3 separate regions of the Homo sapiens genome follow, and all the other regions are linked to region 1. Evidence: chromatin contacts called from ENCODE Hi-C or POLR2A ChIA-PET data. All regions are on one chromosome and are shown on one strand. Each heading gives the region's core, a stretch centred on a gene start or an enhancer-like site at or near the end of the contact. The rest is flanking DNA. Distances are from core to core; before and after follow the strand shown.

Region 1 (3,480 bases), core at 618-3,117:
CTGAAATACCAGCAGTCTACTAATTGCATATTCAAATTTAAACCACAGAAAGTTGAATCAACTCTGCCAATTTCTGGGACTCTCTAAATGAACTCTTAATACAAAAATACATACTCAGGCTCAGCATTTTTTCTAATCATTTACAAAAGTAAAAGGACGTCAGGACAAGTTCTGGTGAAATTTTATAAACAGCCATGAATTGCAGCTGTAGACTGCCAGATACATAACCTGTATATGACAGGGGGTACCACGTGGAAATTAGAGACATCCCCCTTCACCAAAAAGATTATATCCAGGGGATACTACATAATAAAAAAAAAATCTGAAAAATGTAATGGGATTAAGATCCTTTAGAATAGGCTAGTAGTGATGATTTTGCTTTTTCAGTCCCCTCCTCACAAACAAATGATGATGACACTGCCCTTAGCTTTCTATGTGCAAAGACAGTATTAACCTTCCCAGGCCAAACTTACGACTACACCTTTTCCACACGAAATGCAAGGCATTTCTAACTCCCCAGATTACCTCACATTCGTTGGATGCCACACAATAGATTATAAAGTATCAAGATATATATTAATTTTTAAAAGTTCACCAGGAGTTGGATATTCTAAACTGGGTTTCTGATTCTTAACAGTGAGAATGAAGTCAAGCTCCTTATTTGGTGGTTAGAGGAGAGGATTTGGCCAGAAATAATTCTTTTAGGATTGACAGACAAGTACTACTTAAGTTCTATCATCTCATCCAAAAACTTGCTTCTTATATTCTGCTTTTAACCCGATCTACACAATGAAAAGCCACGGAGACTAGTTTTGCATGAAAGCAAAGGACTTTTCTAATATGACTTCAGAGCATGCCATGCTTTAAAGTCCATGTTCAACCACTTACTATCATTTTCCAACTCACTCTCTATGGGCCCATCCCATATTTCAACTACAGGTATACCTCCTGGCCCTTTCTATTTCATAAGCTTCTTTGGAAGACAAATCTACTGATTTATGCAATAAACTTTCTACCTCTACTTAACCAATTTGATAATTTAATAGCTGGAGATAATTCTAAATTCCCCAAACCTTAATCAAGAATTTTGGAAAAAAAGAGCTATCTAGAACAGTTATCTTCCTGAAAACACTGTTGTGCTAAACTGAAACACAGCCTTTTCTCAAGAGCTAAGCAGCTACTTGGGTCTACATTTTAATGCACTAAATAATTTTATAAGATCATGTTTGAAACCAAAAAACCCAAAAAGGATTGTCAAGCTAGGTCAGCTTACAAAACCCCTTCTGTTATGAACTAGGAAATCAAACAACAAAACATAAGCTCTAGGAAATGAGCATGGAGGTGCTCCATCCATACTAGCTTTTCCTTGTTTTTTTCTTGAGAGGAGTGACTCTCTGTCACCCAGGCTGGAGTGTAGTGATGCAATCCTGGTTCACTCCAACCTCCACCTCCTGAGTTCAAGGGATTCTCCTGCCTCAGCCTCCCGAGTAGCTGGGATTACAGGCGTCGACCATGACACTCAGCTATTTTTTGTATTTTTAGTAGAGACAGGGTTTCACCATGTTGGCTAGGCTGGTCTCAAATTCCTGACCTCAAGTGATCCTCCCACCTTGGCCCCCTCAAAGTGCTGGGATTACAGGTGTGAGCCACCGTGCCAGCCCATACTAGCTTTTCTGAAGCCTCTTTACTCATTCTTTTGTTCTCTACTCTAGCAGCTAAAGACATCTCCTAAAGAAACAACTAGTGTGCCTCCATACAACCCCTCAGTAAGCACTCAGTATTGAGACTAAACTGTGAAAAGCACTAAAATAAATGCATCATTCATCTATGACCTTCTGAGAATACCACCACCTCATATTTGAATAGACGTCTAGTTTTCATGAGAACTTTCACGCACTCATTTGATCCTCTTTAAAAACCACAGGAAACAGGGCAAGCCATCTTATCAGCTCTATTTACAGAGAGGGAAATCAATTTGAAAAGGTTACATAGCTTAATCAAGGTCACAAAGTGACTGACTGGCCAAGCTGGTACTCAGTCTTATGATAGTCCAGGGCTCTTTCCTCTACACTGATCCTAAATTGAAAAAAAAAATTTTTTTTGGACTGCTCCTGCAAGGTAGGGCTACCCCATAGGCAGAGAGTAGCTGAAAAATTCTGTATGTGTCTATCACAAGAAGTTGAGGCCGGGCGCGGTGGCTCACGCCTGTAATCCCAGCACTTTGGGAGGCCGAAGCCGGCGGATCACGAGGTCAGGAGATCGAGACCATCCCAGCTAAAACGGTGAAACCCCGTCTCTACTAAAAATACAAAAAATTAGCCGGGCGTAGTGGCGGGCGCCTGTAGTCCCAGCTACTTGGGAGGCTGAGGCAGGAGAATGGCGTGAACCCGGGAGGCGGAGCTTGCAGTGAGCCGAGATCCCGCCACTGCACTCCAGCCTGGGCGACAGAGCGAGACTCCGTCTCAAAAAAAAAAAAAAAAAAAAAAAAAGAAGTTGACAGGCCTAAAAGGTTTCACATTTAGATGTTTCTTTTTTTGGAAAAGGTGAAGATCTGGCTGGGCACAGTGGTGCACATCCTTAGGTAGTTCCAGCTACACAGGAGGCTGAGGCAGAAGAACTGCTTGAGCCCAGCCTGAGCAACACAGTGAGACTCCATCACTAAAAATAAGTAAATAAATAAATCACATAAAAAATAAAAAATTTTAAAAGGGGGTAAAGAGCCAATGAATTGACTAAGAAATGTGTTGTTTCAAATCAGAATGACCTTGAAAAGCCATAGTACTTGCATGCAAAAATATGATCCGATTTAAAAAGTCAATATGCTTAAAATACAACAGAAAAATCAACCAATATATGTATTTCGTATTACTGGTTTAAAATTTCTGAATATGCTGTAAAGAGAAGGAGGTGAAAAACGTCAACCAGACTGGGGTGGTGGCTCATGCCTGTAAACCCAGCACTTTGGAAGGCCAAGGTGGGTGGATCACTTGAGTTCAGGAGTTCACGACCAGTGTGGGCAAGGTGGCAAGATCCTGTCTCTACAAAAAATACAAAAATTAGCCAGATGTGGTAGCATGCGCCTGTAGTGCCAGCTACTCGGGAGGCTGAGATAGAAGAATTGCTTGAGACTAGGAGGCAGAGGGTGTAGTGGGCAGAGATCATACCACTAACCCCTCCAGCCTGGGTGACAGAGTGAGACTCTTTAAAAAAAAAAAAAAAAAAAAAAAAGAGAGCGAGAGAGAAAGAGGCAGAGAGAGAGAGAAAGATCTCAACTGATAAGATACTACATAATCACATTATCTCTTGCTTGACCAACTTAACAAATATTTCAAAATGTTTATAAAAATCAAAATGGGTCAGCATTGGAAGAAGTTGTAAGTAAAATTCAGGTGTTCTCCACATGAGGCAACTGCTGTTAATAGAAGACTATATGACGGTATTTTCTCGAAGTTTGGTACAAAGATCAAAAATAGAATCACA
Region 2 (3,480 bases), core at 366-2,865, 120 kb after region 1:
CCCAAGACCCAGCACTGGACTCTGGTGAGTTCTTCCAGCTGTTGCCACCCCAGGAGGCTCTGGGAGCCCCTGGGAACCATCCAGCTTGCTCTCTGTCTCTACATTTCAGGGTGTGGGTTTCAGGGCATTCACAACATTCCTGCAACAGAAGAGTTTTGGGAACACCCCCAGCAGGATGTGGGTGATTTGAATGTATGTCAGAGATGTGGTTGTAACTGAGAAATCTTAAGCCTAGTGAATTTTATTCCACTTGACTTAAATAAAGAGCACGTGAAAGAAGGGGATCTGAGGACATCTATGAACAGGGCCCCGAGGGCATGAACTTACTAGTGTTTATATGACTAGTGTTTATCTGGGCCTGTCTAGTCTGGAGAACCTGACTCTGGTGTACCCAAGCTTTGCAGTGGCTGTAGAGGTTTGCTCTTTTGGAGGGAGAAGATAATTCATTCCTCCAACACCTGAATGAGGGTAGATTAACCCACCTCCTTCAGCTGCAATTTGGCAAATTTCTCTTCTTTGATTTAATGCTCAACGGACAAATTTCCTTTCTTCTTCTTCTTCTTCTTCTTCTTCTTCTTCTTCTTCTTCTTCTTCTTCTTCTTCTTCTTCTTCTTCCTCTTCTTCTTTTTTTCTCCTCTTCTTCTTCTTCTTCTCCTCCTTCTCCTTCTTCTCCTTCTTCTTTTCTCTTCCTTCTCCTCCTCCTTCCTCCTCCTCCTCTTCCTACTCTTCTTCCTCTTCCTCTCCTCCTCCTCTTCCTCCTCCTCTTCCTTCTTCTTCTTCTTTCTTTTTTTTTCGGTTTTGAGACAGGGTCTCCGTCACCCAGGCTGGAGTGCAGTGGCACGATCTCGGCTCACTGCAACCTCCACCTCCTAGGCTCAAGCGATCCTCCCACCTCAGCTTCCCATGTGGCTGGGACCAAGGCGTGAGCTACCATGCCCGGCTAATTTTTGTATTTTTTGTAGAGACAGGGTCTCTCCATGTTGCTCAGGCTGGTCTTGAACTCCTGAGCTCAAGAGATCCTCCTGTCTCAGGCTCCCAAAGTCCTGGGATTACAAGCACGAGCCACCATGCCCGGCCTCAACAGGCAACCTTCTGATTAATAATTAGACCTCTGTGCCGGCCGTCGTGGCTGATGCCTGTAATTCCAGCACTTTGGAAGGCCAAGGCGGGTGGATGGCTTGAGGTCGGGCGTTTGAGACCAGCCTGGCCAACACGGTGAAACCCCGTCTCTGCTAAATATACAAAAATTAGCCTGGCATGGTGGCGTATGCCTGTAATCCCAGCTACTTGGGAGGCTGAGGCACGAGAATCGCTTGAACCCGGGAGGCAGAGGTTACAGTGAGCTGTCATATATAATGAAACAGTTTTACTAAACTTAGGAAGCAGTGACTTGGTGTCTCTAGAAATTGCCTAACATACACATTCCAGGATACATTCTCTGTCATCTGGAATCTCCTCCCTTCCACAAACCCACGCTGTCTTAAGCACTATTTTCCTATTTGTTGTTGACCTAATCTAGAAAAAAGCGGCCATCACTCTTTCTCCCCCACTCAGTCCCTCAGTCCCGAAACACCCTTATTCTCCGCACTTGTCACCCCACCCTCTGCTGCCCCCACCGCAGCGCGCAAACGCACACGAGTTTAAAGTTTAGGCTGTGATGCTATCCTCGCCCGCAGATCACAGGACAGACATTCTCGGGGACAACTTTGCGAGGCCATGTGCTCGTCCCCCTTAGGAAGGAAGAGGGAGAAATCCCTGCGGCTCGGTTTTGTTCCAATGGTCTGCTCAGCGAGTGATTCCCGTTTCCCCAAAGGCTGCCCCTCATTAGCATGAACGGGGACGCGGGTGTGGAGAAGGGGTTAGAGGAGAGAAAGCAAGCAAAAGCCCAGGCTCACTTTTAGAGCCTGGGAACCCTGTCTGCAAAAATGACAGCTAGAGCTTTCTGGCTCCTCTGTTTAATCGTCGGATCATCCCCCGAAGCTCCGGTGGAGAGAAAAAGTAAGATCGGTGTAGTGCGGAGCCCTGGGAGCGGAGCGGGGATCTGGGGAGGGGGCGCCCAGGCCTCAGCCGCCGGCCGACAACCGGGCCACCTTCCGTGAGGCCGCACACGCTCCCACAGGCCCGCGCCTGGCGCAAGCCGAGAACCGCGCGTCGCCGCGCCGCGGGCCCGCGACGGAGGAAGCCCCGAGACGCGCGCGCTCACGGGCCCTACGCTTCCCCGCCGCCCGGCCGCGCGCGCGCGCCGCCGAGGGCCCCGCCGGCCCTGCCCACCCCAACCGGCCGCGCGCCGTTGTGCCGGCCCCCGGCTCGCCGCCCGCGCCGCCGCCGCGCCTCAGCTTCAGATTCGGCCTCAGTCAGCCGCGCAGGGACGCGGAGCCCGGCGCCGAGCTCTGCGCTTGCGCTTGCCGGGCGGGCATGGACGGGCGAGAGGCGTTCTGCAAGCGCGAAATCGGTGAGCCCGGCCGCCGCGCCGCCGCCCCGCGAGCCTTTCCGAGTCCCGGAGAATCCTGCACGCGAGATCCCAGGGCGCCCGACCCATGCGGGCCGTTTCGCTGTTGCTAAAAACCAACGCCCAGGGACTGGGAGAGGAACTGGGGTTCCCAAACTGTTTTTTGGAAGCAGCGATGAACGGGATAGTGCATGACGTGGACGTGCTGGGCGCGGGCATCTGGCTGGTGACCCTGCTGGTGGATCGGGACGGGCTGTACAAGATGAACCGCCTGTACCTCACTCACCCCCGACGTCTTCTTCTTCCGAGTCCACATGTTAGTCCTGGACTCCTCCAGCTGCAATAAACCGTGTCCAGAGTTTAAACCTGGTATTGAAACTGAGCTGAATGACGCTGCATATGTACTTTATACCACCGTTTGTAACGTGGGTGCCACAGCCCGGGCTGTGGGTCGTCCAGTCTTTTTTTGGGACGGATGGGGGACAGTATTGTAACATGATTAGGATTTAGACGACAGGTATTATTTCCGCCACTGTGATTTAAGCACCGTCAGCCCCACCCCCACGGGTGAGAACGGCAGCTGTTGGCACAAAGCGGGCTGTCAATAAATAGATGTTGACAAATGGAGTGAGCGACCACCAAACACCATTGCCAGAAGGGACTGTACAGAACTGAGTTTAGAAAAGCTGCTTTTTTGGGGGAGTGTGTGGAGGGTTGGTAGCGGGGAATACCCACTCCCACATCTTTTTTTTTTTTTTTTTTTTTTTTTTAGACAGAGTCTCGCTCTGTTGCCCAGGCTGGAGTGCAATGGCGCCATCTCAGCTCACTGCAACCTCCGTCCCCCAGGTTCAAGCCATTCTCCTGCCCTCAGCCTCCCAAGTAGCTGGGATTACAGGCTGAGCCACTGCGCCCAGCCCCACTCCCACATCTTTCTAGGCATGTGCTCTGGGAAATCCTGATACAATGTGATAAGGACCTTTGTTCTGTAATGTGGGCTGGTTACGTATTGCTTTCCCTTCCCCACACCCCGT
Region 3 (3,480 bases), core at 668-3,167, 100 kb before region 1:
AGAGGATTCTGTAGTAAAGTCAATTATTTCTCAAATTACTCCCAAGAAATAGACAGTACAAAATATTTTCCAAGCCAGTTCTGCAGAGTAAAAGAAATTTAGCCACTCCTGCCTATGGTATAGATGATGAATTTCATGACACTGAATGTTATGCCTTCGAGGACTGAATGTTAGGCCTTCCAGGACTGGAATAAAAATCTGAGTTGGGGAAAAAAAAAAAAAAAAAAAGCTAACATTCTCAGGGATGATTTTTCCCAGTGGGTAAGCACCCTCAGCTCCATGATTGCTGGGCTTTATGACAGTGAAACAAATTAGGAAAACTATTAAAGTTTTAATGAAAACAAACATTTGCTACCTGTCCAAGTGTAAAAACACAGTCTCTGAGGACAGTGCTGTCTTCTCAAACATTTTTCATAATCACTCTTTTCCACACTTAAAAACTCAGCTATACCAAATCCTAGGAAATAAAGCATTGTCTAGAAGCATTCGGCCCTGTAAAACAATCTGAAAGCTGGGCTGAGCTGGAATGTATAAAAGAGGCTCAAGAAAGGAGACGAGGTCACTTCTGCCCATCCCACAATACCCCTTTGTCAGCAGAAGAGTTACTCCCACTTGGCAAAGGCTGTGTATGTTTTGTATATATATGTAATGGAACTCCAAAAAACATAGATTTTATTTTTTCCTTTTATTTTCCCCCATCGTTCTCCCAAATCTGAAAATGAAGCCAGGAAAAAAAAAAGGGACAGGGATATGAGAGACCTGGTTATAGTGAAAACAGCAATGACTAGAAACAAGTAGGCCTGGATTCAGGTCCTGGTTCTATCTCGAGTAGAAGGAGAAAGCAAGAACAAATCATTCAGCTGGGCTTTAGTTCCACCTGTGAAATGAGGCAGTGGGGCTAGATCAGGGCTGGCAACATTCTAGCATTCATTCTCTAACCCTCCTGTTGTACTGGAGGTACAAACACAGCTGTCTTTCCTGTTGTACTGGAGACCTCAGATTCTTCCCAAACAATACATTAAATAACTCCAGACAGTTACTGTCAATTCATTTGAATAGGCACAAGAAAGGACATCTATTTGTTACTGCTAGATTATATGACTGCTATGAGTCTCTCAACTCTAAAATGTTTAGTCAATGACTCTTCAACTGGAACTCCACTCCTAAACCCTTCCCCTCAACTAAATGCTCTTAAGTGCAAGTTGGCACATTGTAGAACCCAAGTCATGGAACACTACCTTGTACTCTCCAGTTGACGTATTAAGCGGAATCAAGAGCGATTCCTCTTTAAACCCAGTATAAACAGTTTAAGGAACTCCAGCTGCTAGACTTTGTTAGAAGTTTGCTGTGTTGCCTTTTAATTGCTTCCATGTTAAGAGTGAACAGGAACCCAGTTAGATCCCCCAGTCAGTAAAAAAAAAAAAAAAAGATATCTTAGGAATTGCTGGTTGAGTTCATATACTAACTAGTAAGTGATAATACCTAGGTTCTGTGAAGAGTTAAAAATCTAAAATAGACTGGATACGGGACCTGAAAGTAAGCAAAAAAAGGGATATGAAATGGAAGAGAACACACCAGAGATCCATTCAGCTAGAGGTCTCCTACATTCCATACCCACATAGGTAAACTGCTATTTTCAGAGAAGAGGGTGCTGATCCTTATCAGGTAAATAACAGGAAAATAAGACGAATTACTAATGTCATCCTTAAGTTACTGTTTCCTCAAACAAAATGAAAGATGAATGAGAAGACCCTGACTTCAGGATGACTAGGGTCTGACATTCCACGATTCACCTGGCTGTCTGGCTCCTTACTTTCCACCATTTTCTCAGGCGCACTTTTTCCGGGTGTTTTGTAATGCTCACTTCTTCCTCCTGCTGGGAAGTTGCTGTAGCCTCATGTGCAGGGTTTGGCAAGCTCTCTCAAAATACCACAGATCTTCATGGCCAGCAGGTGGTGCTCTTATTAAGCCCCTTTTATAAAGTTAACAAGCTTTTCTCCAAGGTTATATATCCTCTACATTTCCAACTAAGGATTAACTGGATTTGATTACTTGAGGTGATAAAACAAAGCCCCCTTCCTGCTGGAATACTAACAGGTTATTATACCCTAGTCTCTCCACCTTCCACAGCCAGGCGTAGAGTTGGCTATAACACAGTCCCTCAATTTCTATCACCCACACACACTTAATGAGAGGGGCTGAGGTACAGTCAAGGTGCGAGGCACAACTCCAGGATGAAAAGCAGCAGTTGGTTGTTATTCTAACAAACTACACAAACTGGTTAGGAAACAGCACTAAAACTACTTAAAAAAATATCTGTCCTATGGGGCCAGAAAACAGCTAAGTATCACATTCAAACAATTTTCTGCCTTTATGTCTGGTATAAATGTAACTATATGGAATCAATGAATCAAAATCATTTTTAACCTTGTTATGAAAAAAAAAAAAGTTGGAAATCCTGCCACTTTAAAACATCTTCTAGAGAAGAGGTTGTAAGGGTGGCCCAGTAGTAAAATCTACCACACAAATGTTTGACCTACACAGTCGTATGCCAAGCTGCTAGCCTTCACTGTTATTTACTGCTATACAATGATGTACAGGGAATCCCAAGACTTCAGGGGGTGTGTTATTTACACGGGATATTATGTGAATGGTGCCCTTTGGAGTTGGCTATCTCTGCACCCATGGGAATCTTCTGATTTCCAAATGGACTGCATTCTGAATGTGGCAGTTGTTTGGGTCAAAGCAAAATTATTCCAACAGGAATAATATTAGACATGGTAATCAGGTCTTCAGGTCAACCAACTGAGGTGTAATTAATCTACAGGCAAATACAGTAGTTAATAGAGCCTACATGTAAAAATATATATATATCTCCACAGTCTCATAAGGAGAATTTAATGACCAACTTTTTCGTCCAAACCCCAGGGCCATAGCTAGAAGCTCTTCGTGTGTGTGTGAGACATAGACAGAAAAACAAATAGGATTAGATGCAGGAAAATAAAAACCATAAAGACCAGAAAAGGGGGAGTGTTCCCTATCTTTCTTTCCATTCCCCCTCATTGCTGCCTGTAGTTGCTCTGAATGATGGTGTGGGAGGTGTAAGGTATGCGGCAGGGCAGCATTCATGTCAGATCTATAGTGTCCTGCAGTCAGCAGGACAGAAAATGTTCAAGGGAAATGGAACCTCTTAGTAGAGATGCTGAATGATGGAACAGGAGCTGAGAGACACACAGTCTGGGTATATCTGAGGGTGGGGGAGGTTATTTGCAACTGTATGTGGTAATGCTGTTGACAAAGAAATGACTGTTCTGTTTAGCAGGTGATATCCAATGAGTGTGCTTAAGTGTCCGGGCTTCCTGTCCTTCTTCAAGTATGAGACTATACAATTCAACACAGTAATTCAGAGAGTAACCCAACAAACATTCCTAAGTCTTCCTAGTGGCGCTGTCTGTAGCCAGAATCCCAAAAAGGGTAAAA

The links. Hi-C counts contacts between places; a loop is a spot of excess contacts on that map. ChIA-PET counts read pairs that join two places held with the same protein, here RNA polymerase II (POLR2A). Pooled maps may share reads with other maps.
Region 2: a pooled map shows a loop between it and region 1 (2.8-fold over the local background). The contact joins two enhancer-like sites. A Hi-C loop is called at or near these places in 1 of 168 maps with a recorded cell type or tissue (endothelial cell of umbilical vein), 1 of 37 single-sample maps with no recorded cell type and 3 of 50 pooled maps. POLR2A ChIA-PET finds 5 or more read pairs at or near these places in 8 of 52 experiments (A549, BJ, GM12878 and 4 more).
Region 3: a loop to region 1 is called in a pooled map, with 3 times the contacts of the local background. The contact joins two enhancer-like sites. A Hi-C loop is called at or near these places in 2 of 168 maps with a recorded cell type or tissue (PC-3 and head of caudate nucleus), 2 of 37 single-sample maps with no recorded cell type and 10 of 50 pooled maps. POLR2A ChIA-PET finds 5 or more read pairs at or near these places in 10 of 52 experiments (A549, CD8-positive, alpha-beta memory T cell, Caco-2 and 7 more).

What each region holds. Positions count from the first base shown.
Region 1 is chr17:46,144,369-46,147,848 of GRCh38, forward strand. The region is part of intron 2 of KANSL1 (KAT8 regulatory NSL complex subunit 1); the gene reads right to left. Among named protein-coding and RNA genes, the nearest start is that of KANSL1, 47 kb to the right of the region's middle. Within about 2 kb of position 1,868, at least 3 of the 41 ENCODE cell types and tissues checked have a DNase peak (open chromatin) inside an H3K27ac peak, as active enhancers do; they include OCI-LY7, where a contact is called at or near this core.
Region 2 is chr17:46,264,701-46,268,180 of GRCh38, forward strand. It overlaps a transcript of LRRC37A not described here and the pseudogene LOC100132570. Among named protein-coding and RNA genes, the nearest start is that of LRRC37A, 29 kb to the right of the region's middle. Within about 2 kb of position 1,616, at least 33 of the 41 ENCODE cell types and tissues checked have a DNase peak (open chromatin) inside an H3K27ac peak, as active enhancers do; they include OCI-LY7, where a contact is called at or near this core.
Region 3 is chr17:46,042,579-46,046,058 of GRCh38, forward strand. All of the region lies in intron 7 of KANSL1 (KAT8 regulatory NSL complex subunit 1), which reads right to left. Among named protein-coding and RNA genes, the nearest start is that of STH, 45 kb to the left of the region's middle. Within about 2 kb of position 1,918, at least 11 of the 41 ENCODE cell types and tissues checked have a DNase peak (open chromatin) inside an H3K27ac peak, as active enhancers do.